Regions from separate parts of the Mus musculus genome. Here region 2 is linked to region 1. The links are chromatin loops, found by intact Hi-C in ENCODE. Cell type or tissue: heart. All regions are shown on one strand.

What was found. Peaks named below come from ENCODE experiments on the same cell type or tissue, not always from the same donor. Only the 100,000 strongest peaks of a DNase experiment are listed, where the experiment ranks them.
Region 2: it touches region 1 in a loop (6-fold over the local background); 40 of 42 quality-filtered maps call a loop at or near these places.

What each region holds. Positions count from the first base shown.
Region 1 is chr8:34,813,480-34,818,479 of GRCm38, reverse strand. Dusp4 (dual specificity phosphatase 4) reads right to left here. Exons shown (of 4, transcript NM_176933.4): 2 at 1,888-2,033; 3 at 1,137-1,356; 4 at 1-82. Among named protein-coding and RNA genes, the nearest start is that of Dusp4, 8.4 kb to the right of the region's middle. In heart, a CTCF peak has its summit at 2,130 (motif pointing right); DNase peaks (open chromatin) are centred at 2,049 and 2,969; H3K4me3 peaks cover 2,018 bases; H3K27ac peaks cover 2,617 bases.
Region 2 is chr8:34,177,527-34,182,526 of GRCm38, reverse strand. No RefSeq gene overlaps it. Among named protein-coding and RNA genes, the nearest start is that of Gm33638, 6.8 kb to the right of the region's middle. In heart, a CTCF peak has its summit at 2,449 (motif pointing left); no DNase peak of the experiment used is centred here; H3K27me3 peaks cover 754 bases.

The DNA.
Region 1 (5,000 bases):
TAGGCCAGGCAGATGGTGGCTGATCGGGAGATGCCGGCCTGGCAGTGAACCAGCACTCGCCCTCGACAGTCCTTTACTGCGTCTGCGGCAGAAAGTGGCATGTGATTAGGGACCTTGGCGGGCTTCAGGGATTCGCCACTAGCAGGTGCATGTGACAGAAGCCAAGACATCGTCACAAACACATACACACAGTGGGATGAGGGGCGCTACTATGGGAAGGTCAGCTACGCTAGACCGAAGATGAAGACAAGGTATCCCACTCAACCCAGTGGGTTTTGTTGTCGTTTTAGATTTATTATTATAAAAAAGTACACTGTAGCTGTCTTCAGACACACCAGAAGAAGGGGTCAGATCTCATTACAGATGCTTGTGAGCCACCGTGTGGTTGCTGGGATTTGAACTCAGGACCTTCGGAAGAGCAGTGAATGCTCTTGACTGCTGTGCCATCTCTCCAGCTCCCTTCCCCCCCCCCCACCCCGTGTATCTTTTAAACAACAGAAAGATTTTTTAAAAGCAGGGAAGTCACATGGCAGAGCCATCAGATCAAAGAGAGCAGTGACTCCAGTTTCCTCCTGACTTCCTCACCATGCAAAAGCCTTACTTTGTACACACGGTACACTTTCCATTTGAGGAAGTGACAGGCTCTCCAGCCAGGCCTCAATAATGACTTTCAATTCCCACCACACAAGTGTGTCGTCTGTCCCTGTCCCCGTCCCCCCCCCACCACCCCCCATGAGTGGCCTGGGCCTTTCTAGTATTTCAGTTGAAATCCCCACAGGCCCACTGCGGTGGGAGTTGGGGGGCAGAGGGGAAGACCATGAAACCTACAGGAGGGGCAGCCATGCTGAGGAACAGATTAGCTAGGGGCAGGCCCTGAGTGAGGGTTGATAACCTGGCTTGGCTTCCTGGCTGCACCAGTCACCACCAGGTCTTCCCCACAAGGACAGACTACATTCTTCTTAAACTGCAAGCCAGAGTCAATCAATCCCACCCTTTAGTTGGTTTTTAATCAAATATTTGGTGAGAGCAACGACAAAATACAAGGGGAGTGTCACAGCCTGCGCCTAACGCCTAAAATCCCCACCAGCAGTCCCTGGGTCCCCCCCTGGTTCCCCTGAAGTTGGAGGGCAGCCTACCGATGTACTCGATGGCTTCCATGAACCAGGAGCTGATGTCGGCCTTGTGGTTGTCTTCGACGGGGATGCACTTGTACTGGTAATGACCCTCAAAGTGATTGGGACAGTCTGAAGAGACATTCAGGAGGGCCGTGATCCCCAGGGCATCCAACATGTCCCTGCGGGCAGCATGGTAGGCACTGCCGAGGTAGAGGAAAGGGAGGATTTCCACGGGGCCCCCCTGCAGCAAGAAAAAGCAGAAAGACATAGGCAAAACATGAGTGATGCAGGGCTGAAGTGCCGGAACCAGGGACGGAAAGGCTTTCTAGACCGGGGGGGGGGGGTGGTGTAGGAGTGGGAGTGGGGGGTACTGACAGGCAGAGCTTTTCTGGCTCTTCCTTCCCTGGCTTGAGTTCAGCGCGACTCCAGGGGTCAGAAACAGGGTCTGGTCTGGTCTTATGGGCACCAGCCAGCCACCTTCCCGTGACAACCCTGGCAGTACACTGACTGACCATGAGGCACACTCGGCCACAATGGGAGTTCACACTGCTGATGGATCTGTTTGGCTGGGTTACGTCTACAATGAACACATCTGAGAAAAGATGTCTTATACTAGGAGAGATGGTAGCATGATGTAAGGATACTTTATGGACAGAGGCGGTGGACTCTTTATCCCCGGTCCATCGGATGGGAAGGGTGGGTGAGCATGTATTCAATGGCTCAAGCGGTTCCTTCGTGTTCTCCTGCACTGCCTGAACCGGGGTACACATACCTGGTCGTGCAGCGGGGTTCCACAGGAGCTGCAGCCCAGGTCCAAGGACTCATTGGTGCTGGGAGGTACAGGGGGTGGGATGGCGGCCAGGGCCTTGGTTTTAGAGCAGAATTCTGGGTATTCAGAAGAAAACCTCTCATAGCCACCTGTAAAGGAGAAAAGTGGTTCTGGTCAGTGGAGACGCGGAGCCAGAAAGAAAGGAGGAACAACAATCCCACCAGGCTAAGGGGAGCTTACGCCACTAGGTGGCGCTGTGGGTCTAGAGATAATGACGGCCGGAGCATTTTCTCAGAGGTTTGTTGGGTCGGACAACAGAGGACAGTATCAAGGAAGAAAGGATGCTAGGGACTTTCCGGGCAGAGATAAAAATACACAAAGAAAGATGTACACACGGATGTGCCAGAAGGACTTTCTAGAATACCACCGCGTACAACGAGGGACCCATGAGCACTTAGCACTTAGGCAACCAGCAAACCAGATGTGTCCTCCTCTAGCCTAGTGAGGATTCCTGCCATCACCAGTCCCTTCTGATGGGGGAAAGAATCGGAGGTGGGGGCTAAGATACCCTGCCAGGAGCCCTTCCTTCGGTTGGAGCAGATACCACAAGCACTGTCTTTACCAACAGGATCACAAGAGGAAACTGACTTCCAACACACAAACCAACCCTGCCACACAGGTTGGAGCAAGGAAGGGTTTTTATGACCTGAGTGTGGATGAGGAGCCTGGCAAAGGTTATCACTGTGTCTTCTGCGGAAGGAAGGGTTTTGTGACAAAGATAGTGCCAGTTGTCTGGTACAGCTGGGTGCTGTTCCACAAGGACCTGAGACCAAGATGCAGAACAGTAGGAACCTCCAGGACTAGAAACTATTAGCAATTCAAAAACATTCTACACGTCAGGGATCAACCACTCTCACAGAGGTACCCACACAATGGGCTAAAATGGTAGGTGCGTATGTAGGTGGCTCGCTCCTTCTCTGTGCCCGGCCCCGCTAGAAAGTCACCTCTGGCACTGTGCCTTCCAGCTGTTCAACTAAAGGGGTGACATGTGACCAGTTTAGCCAAGTGCCAGGCCCCTAAATCCTAACCCGAGAAAACTGCTTCCTGCTGCTTCTGAGATAAAGAACTCTCGCCACATCACAGGGCTTTCAGAAGCAGGGAACCCATTTTTTTTCCTCTCTGACCGGAGGTTTGGCTTGCTCTCTGCCCGCTCCCTCCGGATATAAAAGTCTATCTCTGGTCAAAGTTCTTCCTGCTGAGTCACAGTGACCAGCCTCCCAGGCGGAAAAGCCTGCAGACCTGGTGATGCCAGCTATGGATATTCATGGGCTCAGTGGCCACAGCACCCAAGGGGCAGGACTCCCTCTCCCTCCCATTATAAATCCTTCTTCTTAAAGCAGGCCGAAAAGGCAGGGATGAGAATCTGAGGGATCAAGAAGCAATAAAGGTCTGTCACCAAAGGCCCTTGGTCCCTACCAAGAAACTCTGTCCCACAGTCCACACCTTCATTAGCAAAGCTCATTTGCCCTTAGGTGTGCTTCTGTAAGACTTCAAATTTTTAACCACCCGTTTGTTTATTAACATCCATTTAAGCAATCAAAACTTAAAAAAAAAAAAAAAGAAAAGAACAGTAGTCCCTGACAAAATGCTTTCCACCCAGGAAACAGGCACAACCTGTCTCACTTAAAAAAATAAAGGGGGTGGGGCATGGCAGCCCAGATTCCAAGGTCACAATGCAGGACTCTCCAGATAGCCTCCCGGCAGAAGGAAAAGTTCCCACCCTTCCCTTCATAGAAAGGGTACAGGACCCGCTGGCCTGAAGGTCCTTTCTGGACTTTGCAGACAGATTCCATCCCAGCCTTCTGAGTCATCAACTGTGCGCCCACCCTACTTCCGCCCTCCTCTGACCTCTGTCACAGCCCCCTGCTCCTACTCGGTAAGTGATTAATCTCCCCTGGCACAGAGTTCCTGATCCAGGCACCTTTTGTCTTTGGGAAGCTGCGGCTGGTTTCTATGAGGACAAAGATGGGGGGTGGGGTGCTGTGCAGGAAGGACATTGGTGAGTGCAGGTGAGTTGTTACCCACATAGAGGAAGAAACTGAAAAGTCCTTGCCTCGCCTGGCCATGCCGCTCGCTGTTAAAGCCTTTTGGGTGAATCCTGAGTTACTAAGAACTGAAATACCCCAGACAGAGGGCATTTACTTCCTGTGCATCGAGCAGCCCCCGTCGAACATGTGAAGTGCACCAGAGTTACACACACAGCACACAGCCACCTGGGGTCTCACAGTCAGGTTAAGGACAGGGGCCAGCATTCACCGTGGCCAGCTTGAAGCCAGACTTACCATCAGGAGCCCCTGCACTAGCCATTCCCTTGGGAACACTGCCGCATGCCCATGGGTGATTCCAGAGGGTGCTGGCAGCGATACTCCTGCCCAGACACCAGCTGACCCGCACTTCAAAGAAGAGAACCGAGTAGTACTGTGTGCTCATTTTTTTAAAAGCGTGTCCGTTTAGAGAAGGTCCAAAGGGGTCCATGTGACCTTCTTCCTGATCATGGTGTAAACTTACTGGGTCTGGTATATTGTCACGGGGGCGGGGGGTAGTCCCCACTTTGTAACCCAGGCTGGCCTCGAACTCATGGTAATCAGACTTCCCACTCCCCATATGCTGGGATTGCAGGTATGAAACGCACATGCAGAGAGAGGGGGGGGGAGAGAGAGAGAGAGAGAGAGAGAGAGAGAGAGAGAGAGAGAGAGAGAGAGAGCTCTTATTTCTCAGTGTGTAGGGAAAGCTGCCTTAAAATGTTTTCCTCTCAGGCCCTCCTAGCTAGTAGCCCCATCTTCATGCAAGTATCATCATGGCCACAGCGCCTCTGTGGTAAAGAACCAGGTTCAGAGGACCCAAGTTTTATCCAGAACTTAACTCCACGCAGAAGGGGCCAGATTTTCACTGAACCTCCGGCATATGTCCCAAAGTGGAACCGGGACACATGAATCAGATGGTCAGTCTGGGCCTCTCCAAGGCATTGGGCATCTTCTGGATAAAATTTCATAACATGCCAGGCAGTGGTAGCACATGCCTATAATCCCAGCACTTGGGAGGCAGAGGCAGGCGGA
Region 2 (5,000 bases), 640 kb after region 1:
CTCTCTGACCCTTTCTCTCTCTCTCCCCTTCCCCCCTCCTCCACATGTTCCTCTCTCTCTCCCTCTCCCTCTCCCCCTCCTCCCTCTCTCTCTCTCTCTCTCTCTCTCTCTCTCTCTCTCTCTCTCTCTCTCTCTCCTTCCTTGTCCCTTCTCTTTGTCTACCTCTACTCCCTCCTCAACTCTCCTTCCTATGCTCCCCAAATAAACTCTATTTTATCTAGACCCATCATATGGCTGGTTCCTCGGGAGAGAGATGCCCCCACCACCACACCATACCACACTGTATAAAACATATCCTTGGCTTTATAATATACATCAACAAATATAGCAGACTGCCTTAGGAGTCACTATATTGCTGTTTCATTAATAGAACAAAAGGATTTGGTTTTCCCCTAGGTCCGGTCTATCTAGTCTCAGGTCTCACTAGAGACCCCACTGTGGTCATAAAACAGGTTTTCATATTTCTTGTGTATGTATGACATTAGTCTCAGCATCCAAAACTGATTCTGTCCACCCAAAATGTAGAGGTCTGCTGCCTCTGCAGGGAACATAATATCACACATTGAAAACCAGTGGTTTACCATTGTATGTATAATTCCAATTCTAATGACAATACACTAAGCAATATTAGCAATCTGTTTATGGTTTTTGAAGAACCACAGAAGTCCTATCTGCAATCCACATCGTCCTCTTGTCTACCTAAACAGAATATGCAGTCAGCTGTTGTGGAAAAGGAAAATGATATGTGGTTAGTTGGCCACTCATTCATTTAGGATGTATTTACTGAATGCGGACCGTGAGACAAGAATCATTTGAGTGATGTGAATACAGAACAATACAGACAAAAACAAAATAAAACACCCTGGCCTTGCACATCTTACATGCCAGTGAATAATACAATATAAAGATGTAGTGTTATGAGAAAACTCCAATAAGGTGAGAAAGACCTAAGGCGTAAATAGAGAGTTGTAATTTCTAATAGAACATGATTTTTTTTCATCCTTTCACAACCTTCTGCATGTAAACAATGCATCTTTATCATATGTCCCATAACACCCCCCTATCCACTCCTCCTAGGAGTCTACACACCTCCTCCCCACAAATACCCCCTATCCCCCCCCCCACTTCCTCCAGGAACCGGCAGAGTCTCTCCCACACACCCCACGCCCTCTCAATGTGTGCCTATCCCCCTTCACAACCATTGAGTGCTATAAGTGCTGCCTGCCAGGATGCTGGCTGGTCTTGTTGACTTGATCATGTCCCCGTAACCATAGTTATCATGAGTTCAAAAGTACAATAGCTGTGTGCACCCCTACAGCAGCGTTTCACATCCCTCCTCCCCATCCTCTGGCTCAGACAGACTTTCTGCCCCTTCTTCCTGAGGTTCCATGAGCTTTGGAGAAGTGATTGATGCCCCATTTAGCACTGAGCACTTAGTGTGAGCCACCTGGTGACCAAGCTGGGGAGACATGGGAAGGCTTGTGCTGCAGCGTAGCATGACCTGACCTAACTCATGCAAGTTGTCTGTCAGAGGACACAGGACTGAAGTGACCGGGGACAGCTTAGACAGTAACAGAAGAGTTGAGAAAGACTCCAAATACACATATATTTTGATATTTGGGAAAGAGTCAGATCCCATATGACTGAAAGTGTAAAACTAGGGATTAGGGAGATGGCTCAGTCAATAAAGTGTTTATCTCACAGCATGAAAACCTGAGTCTAGGGGGCTGGAAAGATGGCTCAGTGGTTAAGAGCACTGACTGCTCTTCTGAAGGTCCTGAGTTCAAATCCCAGGAACCACATGGTGGCTCACAATCATCCATAATAGGATCTAATGCTGTCTTCTGGTGCATCTGAAGACAGCTACAGTGTATTTACATATAATAAATAAATAAATCTTAAGAAAGGAAGAAAGAAAGAAAGAAAGAAAGAAAGAAAGAGAGAGAGAGAAAGAAAGAACTTAAGTCTAGATCCCCAGACCTGCATAAAAGTCAAACGCAAGTGTACCCACCTTCAGTCCCAGTGCTGGGGAGGCAAAGGCAGGAGGAGCCCTGGACTTTACTGGCCAGCTTACCTAGCCAAATACTTAAGTCCCAGATTCAGTAAGAGAACCTGCCTCAAAAATTAAAGTGGAAATCGATTGACGATAGCTCTCAGTGTCAACATGTGGCCTAAAGAAAGCGGGCACACACCACAAACACACATCATTTATAGCAGATGTTACCCCTATTACCATGTCAGAGAACTTTTTGTATAAAAAGTAACTTTAGAAGAAATAACTTATCGCTCATAACAGTCTGCAAAAAAATTATCTACCTAGAAAGTCTACAACAGCATAACCTGATGTACATTAACAGTTTAAGATAGAAATAAATAAATGTAGTTAAAGGGATTACACTGTCCTGCAGTAGGAAGTACTACTTTGCAAAATGGACCATTGCTGCCCTCTAGTGGCACAAGAAAAACATGAGCTTAGAAACCAGGATAGCCAATGCCTCAAAGAAATACACGTTTTCAAATGTGGGTTTTCTTTCTACCATGAGTTGCTTTATCACAACTTTTTCTTCTTAAGACATATTATTTTTCTTTTATGTGTATGAGTGTTTTACTTGCATGCATGACTGTGTACCATATGCATGTCTGATGCCCACAGGAGTCAGAAGATGTTATTGGATCTCCTGAAACTGGAGTTGCAGATTGTTGTAAGACACCATATAGGTGTTGGGAACTGAACCTGGGTCTTCTGCAAGAACAGAAAGTGCCCTTAACCGCTGAGCCATCTCTCTAGCACTCCAATTTTCGATAGGTGATATTATGAACAACTGTATAACATGGAAACCAGGCACTGCCCTACCCATTGATTAATGTATGACAATCACTATAGCTATAAAAGCGAGTAGTGAAGTCTGAATGTATGTGTGTGTGTGACTCAGTACTGAAACAAATGCTTGCCACAGGCAAGACCCTGGGTTCAGGTCCCAGCAACATCAAGAAAGAAAAAAAAAAGGAAGACAGACAGACAGACAGTTATTAGCAGTGATATCAACAACCTAAATCTCTCCTGTGTTCATAACAAGCACACACACAGACTCACAGTCACACAAACTGCACACACACATTCTCTCTCTCTCTCTCTCTCTCTCTCTCTCTCTCTCTCTCTCTCTCTCTCCCTTCTTCCCTCCTTCCCTCTCTCCCTCTTTCTCAGTCTACAATCCAGGATCTAGCCTTCAGCTACCGTTCCAGCACCATGTGTGCTGCCCTGCTCTGCATCAGCTCCTGCCTCCCGGTTCCTGCCCTGCTTGAGCTCCGGTCCTAGCTTCTTCCAATGATAAACGGTGCTGCGGAAGTATACACTAAATAAGCCCTTTCTCCGCTGAGTTGCTTTTGGTGATGTAACCCTAACCATGACACCATCCTCCCCTTCCTCTTGTAAAAGGTGCCTCAACATCCCAAAGGCAGCATTCGTGAACCCAAACGGTTTCTGAGAAACGTAGGTGCATTTCCTTCTGTTAGCCTGTTGGATATCCTAGAGAACCCCCTTCCTCCCTCTTGGGCAACCTTTGATCTCTACAGACTGTAAGCAAGGGTGTTCCTGAAGCCACTTATTAAAGCCCTGTTATGGGCTCCCCCCAAAGCAATGGCTGCCTATTCACCCTAGATTTATTCCCTGAAGAGCATGGAGGCTGTCTTACTGAGACAAAGATGGACTTCATCGTGACTCAGTTACCCACCCATGCAGAAAGTTGGAAGACTGTGTCCAGGTGGCAGGTCTTCCGACAGTCACGTCCTGAGTCCACATTTCGGCATGGATCTCAATATTCTACAAACCCAAGCAGCACATACACTGAAGATATAAACTGCACTCATCTGGCCAGGCAGTGATGGCACGTGCCTTAAATTCCAGCATTTGGGAGACATAGGCAGGTGGATTTCTGAGTTCATGGCCAGCCTGATCTATAGCATGAGTTCCAGGACAGCCAGGGCTATACAGAGCAACCCTGTCTCGAAAAAAACAAAAACAAACAAAAACTGCACTCATCTGACACCGTTGTCTGGAGTGGCCATGGCATAAACATGTGTCCAAAATCTATCTACATTGCTAAAAATTGGAGAAATAAAAAATATAGACAGCATCTCTCAATAAAGGTATACACAGATTAGAATTATGCTATGATGATGTGAAAGACATAGACAAATTTGCTATGAAAACTGTTTGGAAGGCATGAGTTCTAACCAAAGAAACCTCTTGCTTCTAAGTAGAGAGGCCGTCCCCAGAGCTGAAGGGGAAGATGCAATGGAGGGAGTGGGACACACCAAGTTTTCCTCTCCTTTGATATTCTTCTGAATTATTTGAATTTTCTACAGGGGAAAAAAACTTGTATTACTTTTACTTCTTATGGAATATGTATATAATACTTAAAATCACTAAACTATGTAAGGTCACAGAAAATTCAGTTTTTAATACAGCTCAACAGTGTGTGAACTAGTGAGAAGACCACTTATGGTAAGAAGAAGAAGAACAGGATGAAGGAGAAGAAGAAGAAGGAGGAGGAGGAGGAGGAGGAGGAGGAGGAAGAACAGGAGGAGGTTGTGGGGAGGAGGAGAAGGAGGAAGAAGAAGAGGAAGAGGAGAAGAAAAGAAGAGGAGGAAGAGGAGGAAAAGAAAAGAAGAGGAGGAAGAGGAGGAAGAGGAGGAGAAGAGGAGGAGGAGGAGAAAAGAAGAGGAGGAGGAAGAGGAGGAGAGGAGGAGAAGAAGAGGAGGAGGAGAAGAAAAGAAGAGGAGGAAGAGGAGGAAAAGAAAAGAAGAGGAGGAAGAGGAGGAGAAGAGGAGGAGGAGAAAAGAAGAGGAGGAGGAGGAGGAAGAACAGGAGGAGGTTGTGAGGAGGAGAAGGAGGAAGAAGAAGAGGAGGAGGAGAAGAAAAGAAGAGGAGGAAGAGGAGGAAAAGAAAAGAAGAGGAGGAAGAGGAGGAGAAGAGGAGGAGGAGAAAAGAAGAGGAGGAG